Linked DNA regions of Homo sapiens: region 2 is linked to region 1. A link is an interaction called in ENCODE POLR2A ChIA-PET data of the cell type or tissue named here. Cell type or tissue: PC-9. All regions are shown on one strand. Each heading gives the region's core, and the rest is flanking DNA. Links, peaks and the distances in the headings are about the cores only.

What was found. Peaks named below come from ENCODE experiments on the same cell type or tissue, not always from the same donor. Only the 100,000 strongest peaks of a DNase experiment are listed, where the experiment ranks them.
Region 2: POLR2A ChIA-PET joins it to region 1 with 5 read pairs; 2 of 35 experiments call an interaction of 5 or more read pairs at or near these places.

Annotation. Positions count from the first base shown.
Region 1 is chr3:46,429,973-46,438,768 of GRCh38, reverse strand. LTF (lactotransferrin) reads left to right here. Exons shown (of 17, transcript NM_002343.6): 16 at 640-829; 17 at 2,540-3,124. The coding sequence ends at 2,574. Among named protein-coding and RNA genes, the nearest start is that of LINC02009, 11 kb to the right of the region's middle. RefSeq lists a silencer at 5,237-5,531. In PC-9, for the core only: no CTCF peak of the experiment used is centred there; a DNase peak (open chromatin) is centred at 5,418; H3K27ac peaks cover 1,501 bases.
Region 2 is chr3:46,193,911-46,202,706 of GRCh38, reverse strand. It overlaps CCR1 (C-C motif chemokine receptor 1), which reads left to right. Exons shown (of 2, transcript NM_001295.3): 2 at 1-996. Among named protein-coding and RNA genes, the nearest start is that of CCR1, 10 kb to the left of the region's middle. In PC-9, for the core only: no CTCF peak of the experiment used is centred there; no DNase peak of the experiment used is centred there.

The DNA.
Region 1 (8,796 bases), core at 586-8,585:
TAACATCATGTCTCTGTGTGCTTTTGAAGAAAACAACTCAGGAATAACAAGACTGGCCACCATAACTGGCCTTTATGGAGCTCTTAATGTGCACACACAGTGGTGCTGGTGAGAGAGCTGCCGTGACTGAGGGGTTTGGGTCTCAGTCTCCCCACATGGGAGCCTGGGACAGAGCAGGAACTGTGTGAGGGAGGCAGGGTGACCGACCTGCACACTGAGCTGGTTAGTGGCTGAGCCTGGGTTTTCCTAGCAGCCTGCCTCTCTAGAAGAGCTGCATATTAGAATGTCCTGAGCAATTGACTTGTGAGGGCAGATCTCAAAACCCCTCCATTGTTGCCTTGTCACCCATAAGAAGTTGTATGGGAAAAGGTCACAGGTTAAGAAGGAAGGAAAGATGGCAGATGGTAGGAGGTAGGACCAGAAGTGGTGCGAGGCCTGGATGCTGCCCAAGGCGGGCCTGCCACCAGGAGTGTGGGGTGGGGGACTCCACTAAGGAGGTGGAATGACTCCAGAACTCAGCTCCTTCTGCCCCATGGTTTTCTCAGGGCTGTTCTTGGGTGGAAGAAATACCCCTTTGCCTCCTTTAACCCATAAATTCCTCTTTTCCTTAGCTACTCACTGTCTGCCCTTTTGTCGCAGGCTAAATTTGGGAGAAATGGATCTGACTGCCCGGACAAGTTTTGCTTATTCCAGTCTGAAACCAAAAACCTTCTGTTCAATGACAACACTGAGTGTCTGGCCAGACTCCATGGCAAAACAACATATGAAAAATATTTGGGACCACAGTATGTCGCAGGCATTACTAATCTGAAAAAGTGCTCAACCTCCCGTAAGTAGACCCTAGCTAGCATCCCCGAGAAACCACCATGGGTGAAGGTCAAGGTTTGAGGGCCAAACAGCATTCTAGGAACGAACACAGGTGTAAAAATGTTAAGGAAAGATAATATCTCTTTACAGTTCAGGAAATTATAATCTCATTGATAAAATAATTAGAGAATAAAATAGAGCAGTATGTAATAAATTTTTATAAATTTTATAGTACGGATAGTGATGGCACTGTCATGAAATCTTTGGAAACTGATAATCCATTTTATTCAGTAAAATGAAAGGTGCATATATACATATGCATTGAGAAATGACAAAACCAGCCACGTGTGATGGCTCACACCTGTCATCCCACCACCTTGGGAAGCAGAGGTGGGAGGATGGCTTGAGCCCGGGAGTTTGAGACCAATGTGGCCAACACAGAGAGACCTTGTTCTACAAAAATAATTTTAAAAATTAGCCTGGTGTGGTGTCAAGCACCTCTAGTCCCAGCTACTTGAGAGGCTGAAATAGGAGGATTGCTTGATCCCAGAAGGTTGAAGCTGCAGTGAGCTATGATTGTACCACTGCACTACAGCCTAGGTGACACCGAAAGACCCTTCCTCAAAAAAAAAAAAAAAAAATCTGATTCTAGACAGTTACCATAGATGCCAACTATAGAGAAAACAAAATCTCAAAAAAATTCAAGTGTAGGAAAACACATCTTAACCAGGGAAATATGTTGATATTAATTTAATCCCTTAAAAATATTTAGAAGACATCACAGAGTATTGTAAGGCTCCCGGTGATAACTGTGGGATTTCAGTGTGCACAGCTCCCTGTGCACTGCAATCATTCAGATTCCTATTCCTGGTCCCTCACCCAGAGTTGGGGGCATTAGGGATGCTGTTGGTCCAAGGATGGGGGCAGGGCCAGAAATGTCTTTATCGGTAGTTTTCAATGAGAGACAATTTTTCCCCTGAGGGGATATTTGACAATGTGAGAAGCATTTTTTTGATTCTTACAACATAGAGGGTGCTGCTGGTAACAAATAGGTAGAGGCCAGGGATGCTACTAAACAAAGCACAGCCAGCCCCCTGCAATAAAGGGTTATTATCAGGCCCCAAATGTCAATAGTGCCAAGGTTGAGAAACCCTTTTCTGTATTGACAAACAACTCAGGTCACTGTGATGCAGGTCAGGACCACCCTCTGAGAAATATGGCTACAGGGCTCTTCTTGTGAGCAGCCAGCTCAGGACTGCATAGACCACATGCTTCTTGAGGGCAGGCCAGTCTATCCATGCTGTGTCCCCAGCACTTAGCACAGCAACTCACACAAAGCAGGTGCTCAGTAAGGATCTGTGAATGAATGAGTGAATCTGCAGGTGAACATGATTGCAAACAGGTTCACATTCCGGGAGAAGCTAGAGGACCACCAATGTCTTGTGAACTTGAGAATGTGACAGTCGATTCAATCAGAGACAAGTGCAGGGTGGTTGTGTCTCTCAGGCCAGAGCAGGGAAACACCCTGGCTGGTGAGGGCTAGACTCTGGCTCCCTTGAACACCGTAGTCGCTAGGAGTAGGGGAGTGGGAATATGAGTGTGGCAAGCACTGACTCAGTGATGGGAGAAGGGCAGAGAAAACTCTTAGTATTCTCTTTGATTTATTGGATTAAATAACTGGTTTAATGGAAGAAATCAGTTTCTGAATCTCTTGCTCTGTTGTGTCCCACAGCCCTCCTGGAAGCCTGTGAATTCCTCAGGAAGTAAAACCGAAGAAGATGGCCCAGCTCCCCAAGAAAGCCTCAGCCATTCACTGCCCCCAGCTCTTCTCCCCAGGTGTGTTGGGGCCTTGGCCTCCCCTGCTGAAGGTGGGGATTGCCCATCCATCTGCTTACAATTCCCTGCTGTCGTCTTAGCAAGAAGTAAAATGAGAAATTTTGTTGATATTCTCTCCTTATAAAGTGTCACTCATCTTTTCTAGAATTTTATACTGAAATCACATGCCTGACAAAATACCTGTACAGTTGGACCTTCCCTTCCAAGTTTTTCAGGTCCAGCCCCTCCTCTTTCTTGCAGTCTTGGGTATGATGCCCAAGGGTCTGGAATTTAAGGCCAGGCCAAGCACCGGTTTTCCTAAGGGGATCTTGTTGGTTATTCACATAGCTGTCTCAGTGCACGTGCATGTATGTGCCTGGGAGTGTGTGCGTGTCCCCAAGGCAGGGCAGGAAGAGCAAGCATAGGAATTATAACTGAAATGTAGGTTCAGTTGCTCATCACTTGCAGAGTCTAATTAACAAGAGCTAGGTTTGGTATAAAGTGACTTTTATTCCAAAGCTACCTTAGGGGAAGAAGTACAGGCTTCTTTCCTTAAGGGTAACTGCTTCACCTTTGGAGCAGAAAGCAGAGGCTTTTAAATGGGGGGCGTGGCATGCAAGGCAGGAAGTGAGCAGGTAGAGGGTCTGGGTACTGGCTTTGGTGCCTTGTCTACCAGGCAGTTGAGTTGGTTACTGCTGGTGCCTTTGTGGGCAAAACTAGGTTGTAAAAGCAGCCAAAAAATTTCCAGATGGGAGAGTTTCATAGCGGGCATATTTTGGCTTGTGAATTGACTGTTATGTCTCAAGGTAGTCTCTTGGTGGGAGAGAGTTCTGCTCTGTAGCGTCTAACTAAGAGCACATAGTTAGATGAACTTGCCCTGTTGGGAGTGTCTGGTGAAGGGGAGATAAAAGATTATAATTGCATTTCTAAAGAGCTAAGTAGGAAGCAGAGAAAAGGAGAGAGAAGTGAAGACAGAATAATTTTAAATAATGAAGAGAGAAATGAAGAAGGAATAATTTTCCTGCTTTTCCATTGGTTCTTTGGACATAACAGGCAAAAGTGTCAATCAGGGTGAGACTGTTCCTTCAAGGGCAGAGATCAGACAAGTGTCCTGAAACTCTGCCTCCATTGTGGGGGCAACCATTTGGCCATGTTCCCCACTGTCAGTGAGATGAATAGCTCTGCTGCTGCCTGCAAAAGCCTCTGAAACCTGTCAGGAAAGGACATTAATTAAGGTCCCATAATGCTAGGATGAAGCTCTTTTCCTATTTGCTACTTTGAATTATGGCCTGATATGTTGTCCATCCTCACTAACATGAGAAGATTAGTCAGTGAGCAACATCTGATGGGGTAGCCACAGCAGTGATAATGCCAGCACTCTTAAACATGACATTTGAACAGTATGAACTTTCTTGTCTAAATAAGATACTAAAGTGAAATTGAGGCCCACCTATGAAATTCTCCTGTTCCAGGTTGAAAAGAAATGGAACATCGCTGTGTCTCTCTGTTCACGCTAGGTTATATTGCTGTAGCAAATGGCCTCCAAATCAAAATCTTAGTGGCTAACATGACAAAAATGTGTTTCTCTCTTGTGTCCATCTCCATCATGGGTCAGCAATGGATCTGTGGCTCATGTCTTTATTCTGAGACCCAGGCTGAACCAGCAGCCCCAATTTTGGGCATGTTGGGCTTGAGGCAGAGGGGAAAATATAAGAGACAGAGGCAGCTGCTCTGCCTATGGAGTGCTATTCTTTTATTCCTTTATTTTCTTAATAAACTGCTTTAACTTAAAAAAAAGAGACAAAAGCATCATACAATAATACTTACAGTGTCTGCTTGGCAGAGGCCATATCATCTTTATCATTTCATTGGCCAGAGAATTCACATGGCCACAACATCAGTGAAGTCGCCCAGGAGGAAGGGGCAGTGATAGAGGACTGGGGTTAGTGCAACAGTGCAAGGAAAAATCTTCAGAGCATTTCATAGTGCCCAGCCAGAAGGCCATCACAGGAATGTCCCACCCACCCACAAAGGCTTCTCTGCAGTCCTAGAGAGGTGTCCTTTGCCCAGGTCCCACCCCCTTCCCAGAGCATGGCCTGGTAGGTGTGGCTGGATCTCAGTCCCTGTGTGCCACTCACCAGGATGGTTGGGCCTCTGCCTGCACAGCTGCACAGGCCACCCCAGAAACAGAAGATTGACTAGATGCAGGATGCTTCCTGTGATATTTCACAATTTATCCTGCATTAATGATATTTTCCCATACAGAGAACCATGCAGTAGTTCCCAAGGTTGGGTTCCCTGAGGGGGAATCATTCATATTTGATTTCAGAAACCCTCCCTTCAGGCCATTGCTAACTTTTGCTGTAACACCAGTCACTCTCTGAGGTTCAGTAACAGCTTCATCTTCCTCACCCTGTGCCACAACTTTAAGACTGGTTTGGGCACATCCTCTTATCATTTTTGTGTATGTCTCCTGGGGTCTCTAAGTCCCAAATCTTTCCTTAAAAAGTTATTTCTGTAGAGCACCTGATTCTGTCATTGTTCAGGTTGCCACTATGTAACCCACATGGACCTAGGGAAACTGAACAAAGGGGGCAAACGTGGGAATAAAAGACAAGAGACAAAAGAGTATATTTGGAAGAAGCGGTCAGGGGGCACTTTGCCTCTAGTGGACAAGGGCCCTGAGCTTTACACAACCCTCCGTAGTGATTAGACAAAAGAGATAGTGAGAAGGGGGGTGTGGAAGAAGGGATCAGCTGCTCAGTCCACAGTAGGCTTGCAAGACTGCATTCTCCAGATGTCCCAGTAGATAACCTCAAGGAGCCTGGTGCCAGGAAGTGATTGCCCTCAGCAAACCTTCTGGCAGTGGGAGCAGTCGTGAGTTTGCCCACATCCTGCATTCATGATAAACAGTTTGCTGTTTTATCATATAGCCTCCAGTGGAATGATGAGTTGGTCAGTCCCACGAGCCTTAGGCTCCCTAAATATCCCCCTTTCTGTTTATGAATTAATTGAAAGAATGTAAGGCCAGGGTGGGCAGCTCTCATTTTCCGATTGGTGGTCCATCCAATTTTACAGGCTATGAACAGAAGACAGAGACAAAACAATATTATTCCAAGAACTACATGTAAGATGTTAATGTAGTGCCTTAGATAAGTCCAAGGATTGAGGCTCTCCAGGCCTTGCTGGAATTTGGTCCAGTCTTCTAAAGAAGGCTGAAACTCTTGAATTTGCCTATGTAAATCAAGAATTTTGTTTTGTAATTCACCAATATCAAAGGTGATGTTAGATGTGAAAGCTCCCTGCAAATGGGCTTTCACAACGTCCCACAGATACTCACTTTGGTTATATTCTAAGTTGGTTACACAAATATGAGTGTGATTAAAATGACAATGCAATCAAGCTTTGTGCTTTTCCCCTAACCATAGAACTGTGGATTTCAACATTACCACTTTATTGGGAGAACCCACCCTCAGTATTTCAACATAGGTTCCTTCTATTTTCCATAAGTGTTGGCCAGCTGAGAAATAAAGAGAGACAGTACAAAGAGAGGAATTTTACAGCTGGGCCACCAGGGGTGACATCACATATCGGGGGAACCCACCCCCAATATTTCACGTAGGTTCGTTCTATTTTCCATAAGTGTCGGCTGGCTGAGAAATAAAGAGAAAGAGTACAAAGAGAGGAATTTTACAGCTGGGCCTCCAGGGGTGACATCACATATTGGTAGGACCGTGATGCCCACCTGAGCCGCAAAACCAGCAGGTTTTTATTAAGGATTTCAAAAGGGGAGGGGGTGTAAGAACAGGGAGTAGGTCACAAAGATCACATGCTTCAAAGGGCAAAAAGGAGAACAAAGATCACATGCTCCTGAGGAAACAGGACAGGAGAAAAATCATAAACTCCTGATAAGGGTCTATGTTCAGTGGTGCACGTATTGTCTTGATAAACATCTTAACAGAAAACAGGGTTTGAGAGCAGAAAACTGGTCTGACCAAAAATTTACTACAGCAGAGTTTTTCCCCACTCTAGTAAGCCTGAGGGTTCTGCAGGAGACCAGGGCGTATCTCAGTCCTTATCTCAACTGCACAAGACAGACATTCCCAGAGCGGCCATTTATAGACCTCCCCTCAGGAATGCATTCTTTTCCGAGGGTATTAATATTAATATTCCTTGCTAGGAAAAGAATTTAGCGATATGTTTCCTACTTGCACATCCATTTATAGGCTCTCTGCAAAAAGAAAAATATGGCTCTTTTTGCCCGACCCTGCAGGCAGTCAGACCTTATGGTTGTCTTCCCTTGTTCCATAAAAATCACCGTTATTCTGTTCTTTTTCAAGGTGCACTGATTTCATATTGTTCAAACACACGTTTTACAATCAATTTGTACAGTTAACACAATTATAACAGTGGTCCTGAGGTGATGCACATCCTCAGCTTACGAAGGTAACAGGATTAAGAGATTAAAGACAGGCATAAGAAATTGTAAAAGTATTATTTGAGAACTGATAAATATCCGTATTAAGATGAAATCTTCACAATTTACGTTCCTCTGCTGTGGCTCCAGCTGGTCCCTCTCTTCGGGGTCCCTGACTTCCCATAACACCACTTCAGTTTGTAACTCAGTGTTAATTTTATTCTGAAGTAGCCATGCTTGGTCGGCTGTGTGTGTCCAGTTCTCCATGTACTGAGCTGTTTGAATAGAATTATGCAAAGCTACAGAGGACATCACAACAGAAGTTATTAGTGCGACCAAGGAAACAATAGCTAAAATTATTATGTCTAAGGCTCTACAGACATGATGAGTAAGCTCAGTTAGAAGAAGTTTCACAAAATGCAAAGCAGGTGTGGCAGCCCAAGCCTCGGACAGATTAACAGGAATACATAGCCCAGGGATGTGGCCTAAAATCATCAAAGTAGAGATATTATGTGTTTGCAATGTGCTATGATTAATGCAGTGATATAATTGGTAAGATTTACAGGTCAATTGGGTATTGTTTACCTGGAGCTGGTCCTTCTTAGCTGTCAAAAAGACATAAGGATACACCATGGAATACTATGCAGCCATAAAAAAGGATGAGTTCATGTCCTTTGCAGGGACATGGATGAAGCTGGAAACCATCATTCTCAGCAAACTAATACAGGAACAGAAAATAAAACACTGCATGTTCTCATTCATAGGTGGAAATTGAACAATGAGAACACTTGGACACAGGGCAGGGAACATCACATACCAGGGCCTGTTGGGAGGCGGTGCTGGGGGAGGGAGAGCATTAGGAGAAATACCTAATGTAAATGATGAGTTGATGGGTGCAGCAAACCAACATGGCACATGTATACCTATGTAACAAACCTGCAAGTTGTGCACATGTACCCTAGAACTTAAAGTGTATATCTATCTATATCTATAACTATATCTATATCTATATCCATATCTATATCTATATCTATAAACACAAACTGTAAGTTGAGTAGTGATATTCTTTACAAATATAACATTAGAACTGTGTTGTGACTCCAGTTGGCCTTCTCTCCGTCTTTGCACTCAGGCTCAGCTGGCTCATGGCTCGTACCGGGGGGACCCTGTCCATGGTTGGCCACCCTGGGTTCCTCTAGTCTCCCGTTCCATGGTTGCACACACCTTGAGGGCACCCACACGGCTTGTCCATCTCCTGTAAAAACACAAGCATACTCTCTTCCCCACGTCAGTAAATCCACCAGACCTTTCCATTTTCCTTCTTCCAGGGATTTCCATAACACTTTTGGATAAATTTTCCTCTTTTCTTCTAACACTTGCCAATGTCTTTCTGCTGGAGTCTTACCATCCATACCAGGAGTCAAAAAATTTAAAGTAAATAAGGCTAAATGTAGTTTTTATTGAGGTGGTAGTTGGCCTCCTATACCCGCTTTTTGTCTTTTCAACATGCATTGTAATGTTTGATGTGCCTGCTCTATAATGCCTTGTCCTCTAGGATTATAAGGAATTCCTGTTTTATGGGTTATAGCCCAAAGCTGCAAGAAATTTTTAAAAGCATGACTAGTATAAGCGGGTCCATTGTCAGTTTTTAATTGTTTAGATATCCCCATATGAGCAAATGATGACAGACAGTGTCGCTGTACATGACCAGCTGTCTCACCTGTTTGGCATGTAGCAGGCAGCATATGAGAATAAGT
Region 2 (8,796 bases), core at 366-8,365, 240 kb after region 1:
GTAGCCAGCATCTGCCTCCCCTTCACTCCCACCGCAGGATTTGGGCTCTTGGAATCCTGGGGAACATAGAACTCATGACGGAAGAGTTGAGACCTAACGAGAAATAGAAATGGGGAACTACTGCTGGCAGTGGAACTAAGAAAGCCCTTAGGAAGAATTTTTATATCCACTAAAATCAAACAATTCAGGGAGTGGGCTAAGCACGGGCCATATGAATAACATGGTGTGCTTCTTAAAATAGCCATAAAGGGGAGGGACTCATCATTTCCATTTACCCTTCTTTTCTGACTATTTTTCAGAATCTCTCTTCTTTTCAAGTTGGGTGATATGTTGGTAGATTCTAATGGCTTTATTGCAGCGATTAATAACAGGCAAAAGGAAGCAGGGTTGGTTTCCCTTCTTTTTGTTCTTCATCTAAGCCTTCTGGTTTTATGGGTCAGAGTTCCGACTGCCATCTTGGACTTGTCAGCAAAAAAAAAAAATAATAATAATAATAAGGCCTGCTGTGTAAGCTGACAGTATTTGTAGCTGATAGGGGGTTGGGAGGAAAGTGTCTACTAGGAGGGTGGGGTGAGATTCTGTGTTGATGTAGGAGGCCGAGAAGGCCCTTAACTCAAAGTAGCTTATTTATCCAAAATGTTCTGGATGCATCATCTCCAACCAAGGACCCCTTATTTATCATGCCTTTGTTCTCTTTTCCCTCAGATGTATATTTCTTTAAAAATAATTTTCCTAATAACAAAACTTATTTCTAAAACAGCTTAAAAATTCAAAGAAAAACCCCAAACACTGACATTACCTACACTTCCACTACCCAAAGACAAAATGTGCCCACTGTGTGCTTTTGAGTGTATTTTCTTTTAGTTTGTTTTTTGTTGGGTGCATATTTATGATAATAACAATGATGGACTTCAATTGTACTCACTGTTCTATTGTTGGTTTTAATTAGCAGCAAGTTGTGATCACTTTCCCAGGTGAATAAATCATTTCAAAGCATTGTTTTTGGTGCCTGCACTGAAGTCGTTGGCAGGGATGCACCCTAATTTACTCCACCTGTTTACCCACTATTGCTTGCACAAATCAGTTCAACCCAGCAGTGATGACTGTGGGCTCCATTCAAAGCAAGCTCTTGAGCCATGAGAGACACTGGTGCATGAGGAATGTCTGTTCTTGCAGGGTGCTCAGCTCAGTGAGCCAGACAGACACAGGGATGCCAACAGGGCCCAGGCAGCATGGCAGGGGGTTGGGGGGACTGCAGAGCTCAGGGTGCCAAGGCAGTAAAAGGGAAGAAGGAATCATCAGTCAGAAGACACCCTAAGCTGACGGGTGTCCCACCTTACAATACAGTGACACCATTGGGCTGACTTTTCTCCTTTTGTGGACACTAGAGCTGCACTCTTACCAAACCACACACCCCCTTCAGTGGGAATTGTGTTCACATGTGGTCTTTGTACAAAGAAGCTGGTGTCATGATGGTCTTGAAAACTTTTGTCTGGGATAGAGGAGGTCATGCCACCTGGGCTTACACCCCCACACAGAAAATATAGACAAATATAGGTCTTAGGAGTCCAAGTGGATGTCAGCTTTCCAGTTGTAAACCCACCAGCTCTCAGTGTGTGGAAAGGAGGCTTAACTGAATTAAGACATATTTGTCTATTGCTTTAGTAAAATAAAACTGCATCAGAAAACAGTATTTGGTCCAACAGTGAAATCATAATGTGAAATATTTCACAAGATCCTCCAATTCCGTTTTGAAGTAATGCTTGTTTTTTCCCTTATTACAAAGGGAATTTCTAGTTGTAGAAAACTAGAAATAGCTAAAAAACACAAAGGAGAAAAATGAAAACATCTGTGCAATTCTGCTCCCCAAATATAGCCTCCCTTATTATACTACTGTTTTAGTACATTTCCTTCTAGTACTGTTTTATAAATGCACACACATACATAGACGATCACACTTAATATTTTCTGTGCGTGTAACCTCGGTAATGTTTGACACATAGTAAACACTAAGTAAATGCTGGCTGAGTGAAGCTCAATTTCTGAGCTCCAATTTCCTAATCTATAAAGTGAAGAGGAGCCTGGTATCTACCTCATGCTGCTGTTCTGAGGATTAAATAACATAAAGTTAGGGAAATCGGGTAGTATTCCTCTAACATTATCCAATAAGATGTCTGCCAGCACCTTTCCTTGGTCACTTAGGAAATTCCAGCTCCTCCTGACTGCCTCCCCTGCCCCTCCCATGCCCTGGTCCTGTGCTAATGGGGTGCAGCCCCAGACTCGTCGCTATTGTTGTCCCTTCGATTTCATCCTTACAGAAAGTCTGCCAGAAGAGCACAAAGAACTCCCTTGTCCCCTATTCAGACTCACCAGTTGTCAGCATTTTACCACGTTTGTGTTAAATTCATCATTCTCTAGATGATATATTAGATACATACATACATACATATCTAGATCTAGATGCTAGATATAGATAGATATACAATGCTATTTTTTCTCCACAATCATTTGAGAGCAAGTTGCAAATACGATGCCTCATTATCATCATTACCCTCAGAATGCTTTTACTAGCAACAAGGATATTCTCCCACGTAACCAAAACAGGAAACTGATATGGACACAATATCATCATATTATCTGTAGCCCTGTTTCCAGTTTTGCCCACTTTGCCAATAATGTCCTCAATAATCCCAGGGTCCAGAAATGCTTGTTTTACTTAGTTGTCTGCTCCTCTAGTCTCCTTTAAGAGCAGTTCCTCAGGCTTTTCTTGTCTTTCATGACTTCAGCATTTGAGAGAACACTACAGTTACCTGATAGACAACAATTCCTCGATTTGGCTGACTGATGTTTCCTTAGATCCAGGTTATGAAACTAGGGCAGGAATCTCACAAAACAGTTGCTGTGTTCTCAGTGCATAATATCAGAACGCACCTAATGCCAATCTTCCCCACGACTGGTGATGTTAAACTTTATCACTTGCTTAAGAAGGTGTCTACCAGTTTTTGCCACTGTAAAGCATTTTGTACTTATTACTTAATAAGTGACAATTATTAGTTCACTTCTTTCTGAAAAGTGAAAGCTTCTCTTCTCCTCATTTATTATTTGTATCAGCAGCGTCTCATGGGGTTAAACTATATTCAGTGGAATATAGTTTAATGTTGTCTTTATTTTGATGCACAGATCACCCCAGATTGATCTAACGGGAGCTGGATCCTATGTCCTTTTGTTCTGTCTCCATTGTACTTTGAGCAATCCCTCCCTCTTTAGCAAAGAGGTTCCAGCTCTGTCTTGTATTTTCCCTGCCCTGGCCACAGAAAGACACATCTCCAAGCAGTCTGGCTTTTTGTAGTGGAAACTAATATTTAGAAACCATGATTGGAGAGCTAGATGTGCTCATTGTTAGTGGAGTACTATTGTTTTTGGGCCTTCTCCATGGACAGAGCTACGAAAAATATCTATGTATGTGTAAATACAGTAACACACACACCACACACACACACACAAGCATATCTATCTAATCTATCACATGTAAAGCCATGCGTTCACACCAATACCTTCAATGACAATCTTACATAGCATTGTTCTTTCTAGTCTACTTTTTTTTTTTTTGAGACAGAGTCTCACTCTGTTGCCAAGGCAGGAGTGCAATGGCACCATCTCAGCTCACTACAACCTCGGCCTCCCAGGTTCAAGCGATTCTCCTGCCTCAGCCTCCCGTGTAGCTGGGATTACAGGTGCCTGCCACCACGCCTGGCTAATTTTTGTAGTTTTAATAGAAACGGGGTTTCAACATCTTGGCCAGGCTGGTTTTGAACTCCTGACTTCATGATCCAACTGCCTCGGCCTCTCAAAGTGCTGGGATTACAGGAGTGAGCCACCACGCCCAGCCTCTTCTACCTTTTCATAGTTGAAACTGGCTTCTCTCACAACAAGAAAGCTGGTTCTCATTGCTGTCAATGTATTCCTTTTTACATAATCCTTTAGTGAGTAATCACAGTTCTTCTGAATAGGCCAGTCTAATGCCTTACTGCTGCCAATGATGAGAGACTCTGTACATCACTTGAGTACCCCTCAGTCTTTTGGCTCAGGCTCCAGCATGTGAACCGCTCTACACAGTCTTGGCACCAGGGCGAGGATGAGACCTTTTACTTTCATAAATTTTTCATCTTTTCCTTTTAAAAAAATCCACATATCCCCGATCTGCTCCCCACCCCAACATCATAGGCACAATTTAAAGATTTTATTGACTTTTTTAAAGAAACAGCTTTTGTTTCATTGATTTCTTTTCTGGTCTTTCTTATCTTTTTTCTTCTGCTTACTTTGGGTTCATTTGATTTTGTTTTATTTTGTTTTTGTCTAGTTTATTAAAATAGAAGCAGCTATGATAATTTATTTAAACCATTCTCCTTCTCCAGTATCAGCATCTAGAGCTATAAATGTACCTCTAAGGACTGCTTTTGCTGCATTCAACAAATTTTCATATGTTATCTTTTTATCTCATTCAGTTCAAAATAATTTTTAATATCCTTTTATATTTATTTGCCTGTAAGTTATTTAAAAGTTTGTCAGCTTCCAAAGATTTGTGGATTTTTCAGATATATTTGCTATTAATTTCTAATGTAATTCTGATGTGACTTACACAATTTGAATAATTCTAAATGTACTGAGGTTCCTTTTATGGCTCAGAGAATGAGCTATATTAGTAAATGTTCTGTGTGTATGTAGCCTAGGTTGGTTAATGTTCCATGAGCACTTGAAAAGACTATGTGTCTTGCATTATAATATTTAATAAATGTCAGTTGGGTCAAGTTGGCCAATAGTGTTGCTCATATCTTCTATTCAATACTAATTTTTTGCCTCATTGTTATATCAGCTAGCTAGATAGAACAATAAGTTGCCTTGTTAAAATATTTAATTATGATTATGGATTTGTCTGCATCTTCCTTTATTTCTGTCAATTTTTGCTTCATATATGTCCGAGCTCTATTATATGAAAGACATATAAGACTATTCTGTCTTCTCATTGACTCCTTTGTCATTAAGAAATATATCCCTTTATCCCTGGTAATAGTTCTTGTCTAGAAGTTTACTTTTTCTGATATTACTGCTATTCTAACTTTTTAATGCTTCTTCTTCACATGGTACAGTCATTCGTCCTTTAATGATGGGGATACATTCTGAGAAATGCACTCTTAGGCTATTTTGTCATTGTGTGAACATTATAGAGTGTACTTACACAAACCTAGATGGTATACCCTACTACACACTTATGCCACATGGCATGTCCTATTGCTCCCAGGCTACAACCTTGTACAGCATGTTACTGTACTGAATACTGTAGCCAATTGTAACACCATGGTAAGTATTTGTATACCTAAGCATAGAAAAGGTACATTAAAAATACAATAAAAAGGATTTTTAAAAGGTACACCTGCATAGGATACTTACCATGAATGGAGGTTGCAGTACTGGAAGCTGCTCTGGGTGAGTTACTGAGTGAGTGGTGAGTGAATGTGAAGGCCTAGGACATTATTGTGTATTACTGTAGACTTTATAAACTGTACACTTAGGCTACACTAAATTTATAAAAAACAATTTCTCCAGTGATAAATTAACCTTAGCTTACTACAACTTTACTTATAAACTTTTTAATTTTAAACTTTTTGACTTTTTTATTATACTTTTTTGTAATAACACTTAGCTTAAAACATGCATTGTACAGCTATACAAAAATGCTTTCTTTCTTTATATCCCTATTCCATAAGATTTTTTCTATTTTAAAAAATTTTTAACATTTTTACTTTTTAAACTTTTTTGCCAAAAATCAAGACACAAACACACACTTTAGTCTAGACCTACACAGGATCAAGATCATCATTATCACTGTCTTCCATCTCTACATCTTTTCCCACTGGAAGGCCTTCAGGGGTAATCACAGGCATGGAGCTGGCGTCTCCTATGATAACAATGTCTTCATCTGGAATTCCTCCCGAAGGACCTGCCTGAGGCTGTTTTACAGTTAATTTTCTTTTTATAAGTAGAAGAAGTGCATCTTAAAATAACAATAAAAAATTCAGTATACTGAATACATAAGCCAGTAACATAGTCATTTATTATCGTGATCAAGTATTATGTACTGTATATAATTGTATGTGCTCTATTTTTATGTGGCTGAAGTGCAGTAAGTTTGTTTACAACAGCATCACCACAAACACGGGAGTAATGAGTTGTGCTACGATGTTACAACAGCTCTGTTGTCACCAGGCAACAGGAATTTTTCAATTCCATTATAATCTCATGGGACAACCTTGGTATAATCAATCCATCATTGACTGAAACATCATTATGTAGAACATGACTGTATATCTTTTTCAGTACTTTTATTTTTAAATATATGTTGTTTTGTTTTTTAATATAAAGGGAATCTCTCGTAGAAAGCATGGCGCTCAATCTTCTTTCTCATCCAGTCTGACAACCCCTTTCACTTGAATTATTTAGTCTATTAACATTTTATGTAATGATTGATATTATCAAGTTTAAGTCTACTACAGTACACTTTGTTTCCTATTTGTATTTTGTTTTCTCTATCTCTTAATTTTTTTTGATTATTTGAAAAATGTTTAGTAGTCTATTTCAGTCCCTCTATTGACTTTTTAAGCTATACCTCTTTATATTATTGTTGTAGTGATTTTCTGTAGGGATTTCAGTATGCATCCTTAATATATCACAGACTATTTAGGATTAATATCGTGCCATTTCATATAAAATGTAAGAACCTCCTCTCATTCTCTGTATTGTTATCATGTATTTTACATTTACATATATAGAAAACCTCATAATACAATGTTATTATTTTTATTTTAAACAAATTCATTTTTAAAAAGACATCAAGACAAAAAATGTAATCTTTTATATTTATCCAAGTTTCTATCTGGTGTCAATTTGCCTTAGCCTGAATAACTTCTCTTACTATATCTTGAGCATGAGTCTGTTGGCAAAGAATCTGGTATTTTTCACTTATTTGAAAATGTCTTTATTTTACCCTCATTTTTGAGAGATATTTTTTCCAGATACAGCATTCTGAATTGGCAATATTTTTTCTCAGTCCTTTAAAGAAATCATTCTACTGTCATCTGTACATCATTGTCTCTGATAAAAAGTTAGCAATTGCTCTTATCATTGTTATCTCCTACGAAATGTGTTTTTTTCCCCCCTCTGGCTGCCTTTAATGTTATTCCTTTCCCTTTTTTTTTTTTTTTTAGCATTTTTTGCTTCATTTGTGTTTATTATTCTTGGTGTTTATGAAACATTGAGTTTTAGGTTGATTTTCCCCCAATTTGAGAAATTTGGGGCCATGATTTCTTCAAATACATTTTTTTCCCTGCTTAATTATCGCTTTCTCTTCACCTTTATATATACCAGTTATACAGTGGGTCCCCCCTTAACTGCAGTTTTGCTTGCTGCAGTTTCAGTTATCCCTGGTCAACCATGGTCTAAAAATATTAAATTGAAAATTCCAGAAATAAGGAATTCATAAGTTTTAAATTATGCGCCATTCTGAGTAGCATGATGAAATCTTACACTGTATTGCTTCATCCTGCCTGCACATGAATCATCCCTTTGTCCCATATACCTACACTTTATTTGCTACCTGCCCCTTAGCCATTTAGCTGTCTCAGTTATCAGGTTGACGCTTGTGATATTGCAGTACTTGTGTTCAAGTGACCCTTTTTTAACTTAGTAATGGCCCTAAGAGTAGTGATGCTGGCAATCTGGATATGTCAAAGAGAAACTTGAAAGTGCTTCCTTAAGTGAAAAGGTGACCTTGATGTTCCTTGGCTGGGATTTGGCACTATCAGCAGTTTCAGGCATCCATTGAGAGTTTTAGAACATATCACCAATGGATAAGGGTACTATACCTTTATTAGACTGCTTAATTTTGTTTCATATCTCCTTTTAAAACTCATTTTTTACAGTAATTTATATTCATTTCTTGACCTTTCTTCTATTGTCTCTACTAGGTTGTTAAGACCCTCCAATTTATTTCAGATACTGTAATTAACAGTTCTAGAATTTCCATTTGGTTCTTTTACATAGTTTCCATTTATCTACTGAAATTCCACATCTGTTCATTCATTATGACAATTTAATTCTTTAAGTCCTTGATTATAATAGTTGATTTAAAGTCCCTAATTGCTAATTACAACTTCCCAGTCATCTTGGGGTCTGTTTCTATGGACTTTTTTTTAGAATTATGGCTATAATTCTTTTTCACATCAATTACTTTTTTATTGCATGTCAAGCATTATAGGTGATATGTTGTACGGAGTCTGGACTATTATCTTCCTTTAAAAAGTGCTGGGTGTCATTTTGTCAGGGTTGTAAAATCATTGGTGCTTCCTTTCAGTCTCATCAGACTCAGTTTTATGTTTTGTTAGGATGTGTCTATTTCAGATTTGGCTTTAGTTTTAGGGCTTGCCTTTACTCTAGGGCTGTGGTCTTCAACAACAACAGCATCACCTGGGAACTTATTAAAAATACAAATTTTCAGGCCCTACTTCAGAGCTACTGAATCAGAAATTCCAGGGGTGAGACCCAGCAATCCGTATTTTAACAAGTGTTTCAGACGACCCTGGTACATGCTGACATTAAAAAACCACTGCTGTAGGGCATAGCCTTTGCTCATAAGAGGTGGCAGAGAAGTCTATCCACCCTGACTGGGAATTTTCTCTCAGCATTGTGCAAACCCCGGTATCCCATTGTTCAGCTCTCAGCTCCTCAGTAGCCACACACTTA